Linked DNA regions of Homo sapiens: all the other regions are linked to region 1. A link is a contact called in ENCODE Hi-C or POLR2A ChIA-PET data. All regions are on one chromosome and are shown on one strand. The core of a region is the stretch at or near the end of the contact, and the rest is flanking DNA. Distances in the headings are between cores, read along the strand shown.

Evidence for each region. Hi-C counts contacts between places; a loop is a spot of excess contacts on that map. ChIA-PET counts read pairs that join two places held with the same protein, here RNA polymerase II (POLR2A). Pooled maps may share reads with other maps.
Region 2: a loop to region 1 is called in a pooled map, with 7 times the contacts of the local background. The contact joins the promoter of CAMLG here to the promoter of IRF1 in region 1. A Hi-C loop is called at or near these places in 5 of 50 pooled maps. POLR2A ChIA-PET finds 5 or more read pairs at or near these places in 2 of 52 experiments (MCF 10A and naive thymus-derived CD4-positive, alpha-beta T cell).
Region 3: a loop to region 1 is called in a pooled map, with 3 times the contacts of the local background. The contact joins the enhancer-like site here to the promoter of IRF1 in region 1. A Hi-C loop is called at or near these places in 2 of 50 pooled maps. POLR2A ChIA-PET finds 5 or more read pairs at or near these places in 2 of 52 experiments (B cell and activated B cell).

The regions. Positions count from the first base shown.
Region 1 is chr5:132,488,983-132,492,615 of GRCh38, reverse strand. It overlaps IRF1 (interferon regulatory factor 1), which reads left to right and starts at 1,843. Exons shown (of 10, transcript NM_002198.3): 1 at 1,843-2,071; 2 at 3,133-3,224. The coding sequence starts at 3,138. RefSeq lists enhancers at 592-641, 682-891, 383-1,028, 1,162-1,301, 2,323-2,970 and silencers at 1,442-1,891, 2,152-2,431, 2,962-3,011.
Region 2 is chr5:134,736,809-134,740,441 of GRCh38, reverse strand. CAMLG (calcium modulating ligand) reads right to left here and starts at 1,894. Exons shown (of 4, transcript NM_001745.4): 1 at 1,650-1,894. The coding sequence starts at 1,821. RefSeq lists an enhancer at 2,257-2,306.
Region 3 is chr5:134,543,176-134,546,808 of GRCh38, reverse strand. The region is part of intron 3 of JADE2 (jade family PHD finger 2); the gene reads right to left. Among named protein-coding and RNA genes, the nearest start is that of JADE2, 19 kb to the right of the region's middle. RefSeq lists enhancers at 1,649-1,988, 2,249-2,348, 2,409-2,678, 2,779-3,008, 3,109-3,208. Within about 2 kb of position 1,632, at least 20 of the 41 ENCODE cell types and tissues checked have a DNase peak (open chromatin) inside an H3K27ac peak, as active enhancers do; they include B cell, where a contact is called at or near this core.

The DNA.
Region 1 (3,633 bases), core at 594-3,093:
TGGATGTGTCAGGTTCTCAGGGGAAGGACAAGCATCTATTTGCTGTACCAAGAAAGGATCCCACGACTCAGGGGTCACTTGTTTTCTCTTATTCTTGCTCAGAAGGTCTTGGTCCCTGTAGCAAGTCCCCACTTCCATTTGTCACTTAAAGTACCCCAAAACCCACCTTTCCATTCCAGAGTGTCATTGCCCTCCACTTTGCTTAACACTCAGTTAGGTTCCTTCCTCAGTTTCTCCTACCTCCTTTCCTCTCCTAGCTCCTGACCCACCTCTATCTGGTAGACAGTTTTGCCCATTCCTGCTGGTATCCTGGGAACCAGGTTTGGCATTGGTCACAGCACTCAGATTGCAATGCGCCAGAATGGGATTAACCCATGCATTTCCTCTACGGGAGGGAGGTAGAGTGACTGGCAAGTCGAATGTTGCATGGGTGTGTCTATTTATAGCCTGCAAAATGGGGTGCTGCCCTGGAGGGAGAGCTGGGGTGAAGGAAATGACACGCCTGGGAGAGTAACTTACTTCTGCAGGAGCTTTAGGGAGATGAAGGAAGAAGCCTCCTGGGCCAGAGTTTTGGATGGAAAATGAACACCCAGTCAAGTCTCTAGGACTATACGTGGGGCGGGGACTAGTTGTGCGCGAGAGTTAAGTAGGGGCCTTACCAAGGAGCATGGGACCTGGGCTCCCCAACCCTTTGGCTAGCCCCATGGCGTTGATCAGCCCTGAGCTAATTCCTCCATGCTGCCCAGAACCTCTCTGGGCCAAGCCCTGGGGACTCAGAGATGACAGCAATGCTTCCATTGCGGAACTCCCATACGCGGGCCACAGGGAGGCTCTGGAGGCGGCCTGAGGCAAGAGTGCTAGGAGGGATCAGAGCTAGCCCACCCCTACCCTCACTCAGCCGTCTGGGCTTCTCTGAACCCCTTCTCCTCCTCTGTTCCCTAAAGCCAGCCAGGGGGAGTCCCAGGGAGGCAGACCGAAAAGGGGTGGGGTGTCATCCTGGTCACTATTAGACCCTGCAACGGCGACCTTGAAAACTACTCAGCGTCTGTTGCCCGAGTGGAGCATAGTGCTTTACAATCTCTTCCCATCACAGCAAACCATCAAGGTAGGGCTACTATTATTTTATGGTTGAAAAACAGAGGTCCTGCGTCCCTTGGGGGCTGTGCCAGCAGCGGCCAAGTTGGGATTTCCCCTGGTCCAGCAGCCCCAGACAGCACACGGGGCAGGGTAGGCTTTCTGCCTTCTTCACTTCCCCAGGGCAGGTGAGTGACCTGGAGGGAGGGGGTCACCCCTAAAAACAGGGGTAGTGCTAGGACTGAAACCCTCCCTTCTTGATATCCCACTGGCAAGCTTGAGGAGCCAGGCTGCCAGTCGGGAGATTCGGCCCAGTGTTCCCACTGGAGAGGGCGGCAAGTGCCCGGGCGATCCCCTCACCTGCGTTCGGGAGATATACCCCCGCCCCCGCCCCGCCAGGAGGGTGAAAAGATGGCCCCAGGAGCCAGCCGGCTGGGACAAGGCGGAGTGAGAGGACAGGCTGGGGCCAGGGGCGCTGGGCTGTCCCGGGCAGCCCTCCTCCGGGCAAGCCGGAGCAGGGGTGGATTGGGAGCGCTCGGGGCGGGCCCGCGGTGGCCCCGGGGCGGTGGCGCCCGGCCGGAGAGGGTGGGGCGGAGCAGCCGCCCTGTACTTCCCCTTCGCCGCTAGCTCTACAACAGCCTGATTTCCCCGAAATGACGGCACGCAGCCGGCCAATGGGCGCCCGCGCGGCTGTCCGGGGGCGGGGCCGGCCAGGGCTGGGGAATCCCGCTAAGTGTTTGGATTGCTCGGTGGCGCCGCTGCCCTGGCAGAGCTCGCCACTCCTTAGTCGAGGCAAGACGTGCGCCCGAGCCCCGCCGAACCGAGGCCACCCGGAGCCGTGCCCAGTCCACGCCGGCCGTGCCCGGCGGCCTTAAGAACCCGGCAACCTCTGCCTTCTTCCCTCTTCCACTCGGAGTCGCGCTCCGCGCGCCCTCACTGCAGCCCCTGCGTCGCCGGGACCCTCGCGCGCGACCGCCGAATCGCTCCTGCAGCAGAGGTGAGTACGCCTTTGAGGCGCGGGGCACCGGCGGCGTCGAATAAAAGGCGCGCGGGGCACCAGGAAGTGGGGGGTCGAAAGCTCCAGGCTGGAGACTCGCCGGCGCGCGGCGTTGCCCGGGCCTCCGCGCGGGCTCCGGGGGGCGCCGGAGGAGCTGCGAGCCGCGGGCCGCGGCGCGGGGAGGGCGGGACGCGGCGTGGACCGCCCACCCGGACGAGGCTGCCGGCGCCCGGCAGCTTTCGCAGATCTGCGTGCGCGCAGCCGCCAGGGGCCTGTAGGTGGCCCGCTATGTTCGTCCCGCGCATCCACACGCCGTGCCGGGGACCGAGTGTCAGCCCACGCGTGGGCGCCCAGTGCTCCCGGCTTTCGGCGGTCCCAGCTCCGCGCCCAGGCGACAGGTTTTGGGCTCCCTGTGCTGGTGGCAAGGGCTGGCTTACTGCCCAGGTGGCTGGAGGGAATCGTGACCTACGGAGACTGCGGGAAGAGGCGCCACAGGTGTTCCTTGGGCCACTTCTCCAGAGGAGGGGAAACCGGGCCGGAAGGGTTAGCGTCCTGGTCTTAGCGTTGTGGGCGCTGTGGCTGTCAGGAAGGCGTAGAATGGATTCAGGGGGGCGGGAGGGGGCTGTTCAGGGTGACGGCTAGCCCTTTGCTAGCTAGTGGTTACAACTCAAGTCAAGGGAATTTCTTCTTGGCATCAAGCAAAAGAAGTCCCTCCCTTCCCAAAGGATTTGAATTTTGAGCGAAAAGTTCTGAAATTAGGGTATCTGTGCATTTTGTCTCTTTTCCTGCATATGAATCCTGAAGCCATCACTTGCATGCCTGTCTCCTCCAGAGACTGGCTGGGAGGGGCTGAAGGAAGGGGCAAAAGCATTTTTGCCTAAGATGCTGAAAAAATTTGGAGAGCAGTTTTATTCCAGCGCAGCTCCCCTCCGCACTGAGTGTAGTACCTAGCAGCTGGCTGAGGTGAGGGGAGGGTAACTAAGTGACCTCGGGTGGGGCAGGTCACTGCCCAGGTACTGTTCAACAGATTCCAGACTGGAGCCTCTGTGTTCTCTTTACAGCCAACATGCCCATCACTCGGATGCGCATGAGACCCTGGCTAGAGATGCAGATTAATTCCAACCAAATCCCGGGGCTCATCTGGATTAATAAAGTGAGTGTAACTCTTTGGGTTTTCCTGCCACTGTTTTAACCCATGTACTTCTGGAGGGACCAAAGCTTCAGATGCAGCTCAAAAAGGGAAGTGATAACGGGACAAGCAGGTGTTTCTCCCAGTGGGTCCTGCATGCAGGGAGTGTGCACGGCCCAGCCTGGGCCTCACTTGCATGACTCCTGCCTTCTTCCCTTCTTGAGGTAGGGCACCCACCTGAAGGCACTTCCAGTTTCCAGCAGCAAGACTTTCCAGCATCTGCAGAGCTGGAGTTCTGCTCTCCTCTAAGCGAGACCCTTACAAACATACACAGCACTCTGCAGGGCTCCAATCGAACAAATAGAAGACTGAGAAGTGGATGCTGCTGGGCAGAAACGTGCCTGGCTTAGCAGAGGACAAACGAGTTAATCTT
Region 2 (3,633 bases), core at 645-3,144, 2.2 Mb before region 1:
TATGGATAATATATCCCAGATGTATGATTGCATTGCCTGCCTTAGCTTATTTGGTTAAAAATATAAAATCAGTAAAGCCTTTTAAAATCTATATTTTAAAATTAGATTTCTGAATCCAGTGCCCTATGAGCATAGGGTGTGGCATATCCCAAAGCTACTGTTTATGTAGTCAGGCAGCCATTAGTAGGCACTTCAGCAGTTTTAAGACACTACTCTGGGGTTTTGTTTTTGTTTTTGTTTTAAAAAAAAGGCCAGGCACAATGGCTCACACCTGTAATCCTGTAAGCCCAGCACTTTTGGAAGCCAAGGCTGGTGGATCACTTGAGCCCAGAAGTTCCAGACCAGCTTAGGAAACATAGTGAGACCCCCCCATCTCCACACACACAATTTTTTTTTAAATTAGCCAGGCATGGTGGTGTACACCTGTGGTCCTAGCTACTCCGGAGGCTGAGGTAGCAGGATTGCTTAAGCCCAGGAGTTTGAGGCTGCAGTAAGCTATGATCATGCCACTGCACTCCAGCCTGGCCTACAGAGGGAGACCCTGTCTCAAAAAATAAAACAACCTTTAAAGACATAAAATTTTCAAAGCAAAAGAACAAAATATAGAAAGTACCTCAGGTAAGATCATAAATAATGCTTTAAGAATAAATAGCCCGATAGAAAAATGTTTCTTCTATTGTTCTAGAAGAATTTGAAATGGTTTTCTTACCTCTCATTTGAACTGCCTAAAAGTTCAGAGCTATACACCTAAAGCCTTACAGAACAAAAGTCACAAAGATATAAGGAGCTTGCGACCAGTGACTAAAGGCCAATTACTAAAGGAAACACTGGAAACTTAGATAACACTAGGGCGCGCTAATTGCTCAATTATACTCACGTGAAATAAATTTTTTTTAAAGAAAATCATTGGACATGTGTTTGGGGGAGGAAGGAGGCGCTCTCCTTAGAAATGCAGCTCCAGACATCAATCACAACAATATCCCCTCATGAGGAGAGGAAACTCTCAGGTGTGCACTTCGCACTTGCTGGGTCTCTGAAGAATGCTCACTCTCACTTTTCCCACCTTTTCTAGCCGGCCCGTAGGTGACAGTGTTGACGGCACTGAACACAAACACTAGGATATGAGCACAAGAGTCCCTGATACACGTAGGATGAACTAGCGGGCAGTTCAGTAAAGACAGGCTGATGTGGGCGGACAGGAGTTACACAGCAAAAGGCAAAAGAAGGTAGACGCTAGAGAAGGCACTGTAAGGAAAAGCACTTGGAACCTTAAGAAGGAAAGCCATCTTCCTAAGGGGAGCAGTAGACATGACAGTCTGGGGATACAACGTGCGCCCTTCAAGAAAGGCGAGGAGTGGCTAAGGAAAAAAGGGGCTGTTCAACGTAACTGGGAAGAGGGAGTGAGAGCTCTGCAGGCAGGGTGGGGAAAATCTCACGGCGAGGCCCCGGGAAAATTGAGGGGAGCGACTAGGAACATCCTGGGGTTCAGGGATGAGAACTTGGGATATCACCGAAGGGGCGGGACAGAGAGGAAATCAAAGAGCAAGGCTTGGTCAAAAAGGTCAGAGGAGTGGAGGTGGGAGAGGGAAGAATGACCCTGAAGATTCAAGGTGATGGGCGGGAGACTGAGGGGAAATCGAGGCTCTTACCCGCGCCGCTCCCGGGCCTGTGAAAGCCCATGATCCGGTTGATGCGCTGTTCCGAGTTCATGAGCAGCTTTCTCCGACGCAGCTCCGCCCGACGCTGGGAAGCCGACAGACCTGAGCCCGCTGGGACCCCCGGCCTCTCCCCGCCGTCGGTAGCGACGGCCATCGACTCCATCCTCCCGTCCACAGTCTGGGAGGGGTGGCAGTGGCGGTGATGTTGGCCGCCGCTGCGAGGGCGATGACTAGAGGCCGGGCCGCAGGGCGCGCGTCCCCTTCCCACTATAGACCCGCCCCCGAGCGCGGTCCCGGAGCCTGTGAGCTAAGCACTCACGCACCGCCCCACGCGACCAAGCGCGAGGCTCTGGCCGCCATCTTGAGTGAGGGCAGCGCTGGACGCCCTCGTGCCTCCCCAACTCTTCTGGCCCTCACCCAACAGCCCCCTCTGCTGTTCACTCGGAGGTGAAGAAAACCAGCACCCAGGGCCGGGAGTGGTGGCTCACGCCTGTAATCCTAGCACTTTGGAAGGCCGAGGCGGGCGGATCACGAGGTCACGATTTCGAGAGTAGCCTGGCCAACATGGTGACCCCCTCCCCCCTCCCCCCACCCGTCTCTACTAAAAATACAAAAACTTAGCCGGGCGGGGTGGCGCGCGCCTGTAATCCCAGCTACTCGGGAGGCTGAGGCAGGAGAATCTCTTGGACCCAGGAGGCGGAGGTTGCAGTGAGCCGAGATCGCGCCACTGTTCTCCAGCCTGGGCTACAGAGCGAGACTCTGTCTCGAGAAAAAAAAAAAGAAAGAAAAGAAAACCGGGAGTGGGAAAGGGATGGCAGTAAGTAGGTCAGCCTAGATTTGGTGCCAGGAAGCAAAATGGAGGTTGCAGCGGCAGTCGCTTGTTTACAGACCCGCGGCCTCGCCTGTAGGCAATGGGAATACGTAACCCTGGGAGCCGCACTTAAAGGGAGCCTTACGCTGGGATTTGTTCTTGGTGCCTGTTCCTCATCCTTAACTTCTCTACGGCAAAGTATACGGCTGATGTGTTCCTAGGCTTTCCTCGCGTTTTGTGCGTTTTTATTCAAATTAGAATTTCCCATTGAAACCTTTCGTGCACATTCTATCTAAATTGCCAACACTCCCCATTCCCCTTCACCTTGTTTTTTCTCCTTGTCGTTCATGACCACCTCGCATGCTAAAGATGCTCCAGCCTGGGCGACAGAACGAGACTCCGTCTCAAAAAAAAAAAAGGAAAAGAAAAGAAAAAAACAAAAAGGCCGGGAGCGGTGGCTCACGTCTGTAATCCTAACTTTGGGAGGCCGAGGCAGGCGGATCACCTGAGGTCAGGAGTTCGAGACCAGCCTGGCCAATATGGCAAAACCCCGTCTCTACTAAAAATACAAAAATTAGCCTGACCTGGTGGCATGCACCTGTAATCCCAGCTACTTGGGAGGCTGAGGCAGGAGAATCGCTTGAACCTGGGAGGCAGAAATTGCAGTGAGCCGAGATCATGCCACTGCACTCCAGCCTGGGCGACAGAGGGAGACTCCGTCTCAAAAATACATATATAAAAGAAATAAATAAAATAAAATCAGAACAAATGACTGGGCGCGGTGGCTCATGCCTGTAATTCCAGCACTTTGTGAGGGCTGAGATGGGTGGATCACTTGAGGCCAGGAATTCGAGACCAGTCTGGCCAACGTGGCAAAACCCTGACTGTACTAAAAATACAAAAATTAGTCGGGCTTGGTGGCGTGTGCCTGTGGTCCCAGCTACTTGGGAGGCTAAGGTGGGAGGATCACCTGATCCTGGGGAGGTTGAAGCTGCAGTGAGCAATGATCGGGCCACTGCACTCCAGACTGGGTGACACAGTGAGACCCCATCTCAAAAAAGTTTTTTCAGAAAAAAATAATATATTTGCTATATTGTAATGGATCCAGTCTGGATTATAGTCATCATTAATAGCAATACAGTCATAAAATATAATTTTAAGTAT
Region 3 (3,633 bases), core at 383-2,882, 2.1 Mb before region 1:
TAATTACTTGTGTAATTATATATACACATTTTTTTTTTTTTGAGACGGTGTCTCGTTCTGTCACCCAGGCTGGAGTGCAGTGGTGTGATCTCGGCTCACTGCAACCTCCGCCTCCCAGGTTCCAGCGATTCTCCTGCCTCAGCCTCCTGAGTAGCTGGGATTACAGGCACCGGCCACCGCGCCCAGCTAATTTTTATGTTTTTAGTAGAGACAGGATTTCACCATCTTGGCCAGGCTGGTATCGAACTCCTGACCTCAAGTGATCCACCCACCTCAGCCTCCCAAAGTGCTGGGATTACAGGTGTGAGCCACCACGCCCAGCCTATTTGTGCAATTATATTTTTAATGTCCATCTCTTCTAATAGTCAAGCTGCAAGAAGACAGGGACTGCATATGTCCTGTTTATCACTGTGCCTGCTTTTGGCACAGTGTTTGACACACAGCAGGTACTCAAGAAATGCTTGTGGAACAAAAATTAGCCAGTTATGGTGGCTTGCCTGTAGTCCCAACTACCTGGGGGGCTCAAGCGGGAGGACTGCCTGAGCCCAGGAGGTAGAGGCTGCAGTGAGCTGAGATCATGCCACTGCACTCCAGCCTGGGTGACAGAGGGAGACCCTGTCTCAAAACAAACAAACAAACAAACAAACAAACAAAAAAACAAAAAACGAAATGCTTGTGTAAAGAGTCAGTGAATGAATGAATGAATGAATCCCAGGATTTGTATGAAGTATGACTAAACTTTCCTGCCCTGTCTTAGCAGGGAGAGAAGAGGCAGGAGGCTGGCAGGATTCTTCCAGGTGAAACTGAGAAACTGGTCTTGGTCACTGTCCCAAAGCCAATTAAAATGGCTTTGGCCAGGACAATCTCTCCTGGACATCTGTCTACACCAAAAGTCCCAACGTAGAGCTGGAAGTGGTGCCTTCTTCCTCACCCCTCAAGGAAAGTTTGAAGGTCTGTACTTAAAGAGCCAACCTCATCACAATTGTTTTCTGAGCACCTCATCTCATTAGAAATGACAGCTAACAGAGAAAGGTAATTGCCCTGTTAAGGCATGTCAGGTATTATGTTAAAGTTTTACATATATCGTGGCTCCTAATTCATATTACCCCCATTTTACAGATGTGGAGACTGAGATTCAGAAAGGTGAAACCACTTGTGTGAGGTCCCCACTGTCCTTTAACCACAGCAATACTGCTTGCAAGACACAGAGGGCTCTTCTTTTAAAAAATCTTTTCTGGGCCGGAACCTGATAAAGAGTTTCCCAGCCAAGAGCAAACTTATGCAGTTAAAATTCAGTATAAAACACGAAAGAAGGGCTATGAGAATAGCTACCCCCTGCCCAGTTGTGTTGCAAGCTACCACTAGGCTAAGTTCGTAAGACACTTAAAAAAAAAAAAACCCCACTCAACGTCTCTTTCTTTTATTTTCATGAGGATAACAGCACTTCCTGCTCTTAAAGAGAATTTATTACACACATTTCTTTTGCAAGACAAGTCCCAGAGGCCAGGAGGCCCTTCCAGCTGGCGGAGCAGCAACGTTTCCAACTATAGAAGTGGATCCTGCCCCCCACCCCAGAGAAAGGCAGTGTGAGTCTCAGAAAGCAGGCACTTAGCCTAGCGGAAGGGCTCGCCCCAACCCGCCTGCCTCACAGGGTAGCAAAGGAACTGCTGGTGGGCTGGAAACTTGGCTCAAAACCACAAGGGCAAGCACAAAACCTTTTTTTGGATTCTCCTGTTTTATCTATCAAATTATGGGCATTTTGCATTTTACTGTACCATACGCCTTCATTGTTCTACTATAAAATGGCATTTCAAACATCTGGATAACACCTCTGCTCCTCAGAAGGCATCTTATTTATCCTGTGGTTTGGAGCCCCAACACAATCTGGCCACCCCTGTCTTTACCCTTCACCCAGGGTAGAAGGAGGATTCCATTTTTAAAAGCATGGGTTGAGCTAAGAAGCTGCATCTCCACTCGCTGTGTTTTTTGGGGGAGTGGGGGGTGGCACTCCATATAGAGGGACTTTCAAGGACACTGGGTCTGGGGGACACCCTCTTGCTGGCAGCAGAGGCTTCTCTCAGGCCCCTTCCCCAGGGACTAAGTGCTACACATTGGTGAAGGGCCTCAGTGGTACATGCAACTAGGGATGTACTAATTTGTCACCACAGCCTATAGAGGAGCTGACAGCTGAATCCCCACTCCCACCATCCAGGCTTCCAGCTCAGGGTGGCCTGCTTTACCCGACACTCCCCACCTCCTGCCCCACTCACCTCTGGGGTTCCCTTCACCCCCCAGGGCTCCATGAGTCTCGGGAAGGAGTCACATCTACAGATCATCAACTCCCTGGGAGGACCCAGGGCAGAACTCTATGATAAGGGCTCTGAGGCTCACTCGCCTGGGGTCACAGATGTCCTCGGGCAAAGCCTGGGTGTTTTGGCAAAGCCAGGCTGCACCTCCCATAACAGACACCTTCCTGTGTAGCACCTGCATCCTGCTGACAAAGGACAAGCTCCCCAGGGACAGGGCCTGTGCTTTCTGTCCCCAGCACTGAGCTAGGCCCACTAGGTACTCTTAAGCACTTGCTGATTTTGATCAGCATCAGCAGCTCCCGGTCCAGAGACCCAGGCCTCTGCCCACTGGCTGACTTCTGGGGACTCTGACTTCCTGAAAATGCAGCTTTCTACCTCAAGACAGCCTGCTTGGGGAAACCCCCACCGCTTGGCCTGCCCTTCCGCCTGTGTCTCTGCCCAGGCCAGAGGAGGACACTACCTCAAACAGTAGCCCTCCAAAACATGCGGCTGGCCTCCAGGTCTCTCCCAGAACTGTCCTTCACACCTCCGGCAAGTCCGGGGTGGGGCAAAAATTTGTTAATTCCCCAGCCCCTGTGGGAAGGACATGGAGTGGTGGACTGCCCCCACCCACACTCCCTGACGTTGCTTAGATCTTTGAACCAGGCTGGAGAGCCTCCCTCCCTCTCCTTCAACCTAGCCACAGCTTCCACTCCCCACCCCCTCAAAAATACTCAAAGAAGCTTCCAGGGAACAACCAAGCCAGGAACTCCTGTTTTAGGCAAAGGGAAGGGAAAAGTCTATGGCAGTTGTCTTTTTGCTTTTTTTGCTTTTTTTTGTTTTTGAGACAGAGTCTTGCTTTGTAGCTCAGGCTGGAGTGCAGTGGTGCAATCTCGGCTCACTGCAACCTCCGCCTCCTGGGCTCAAGTGATCCTCCTGCCTCAACCTCCTGAGTAGCTGGGATTACAGGTGTGCATCACCATGACCAGCTAATTTTTAAAATTTTTTTTAGTAGAGACAGGGTTTCACCATGTTGGCCAGGCTGGTCTTGAACTCCTGACCTAGAGTGATCTGCCTGCCTTGGCCTCCCAAAGTGCTGGGATTACAGGCATGAGCCACCGCACCGGGCCTATGGCAGTTGTTCTTAACCCTGGATCCCAATAGCAGGTCTTGTTAAAAAAGTACAGGTACTAGGGGGCACAGTGGCTCACGCCTGTAATCCCAGCACTTTGGGAGGCCGAGGTGGGCGGATCACGAGGGCAGGTCAAGACAAGCCTGACCAACATGGTGAAACCCTGTCTCTACTAAAAATACAAAAATCAGCCAGGCATGGTGGCGTGCACCT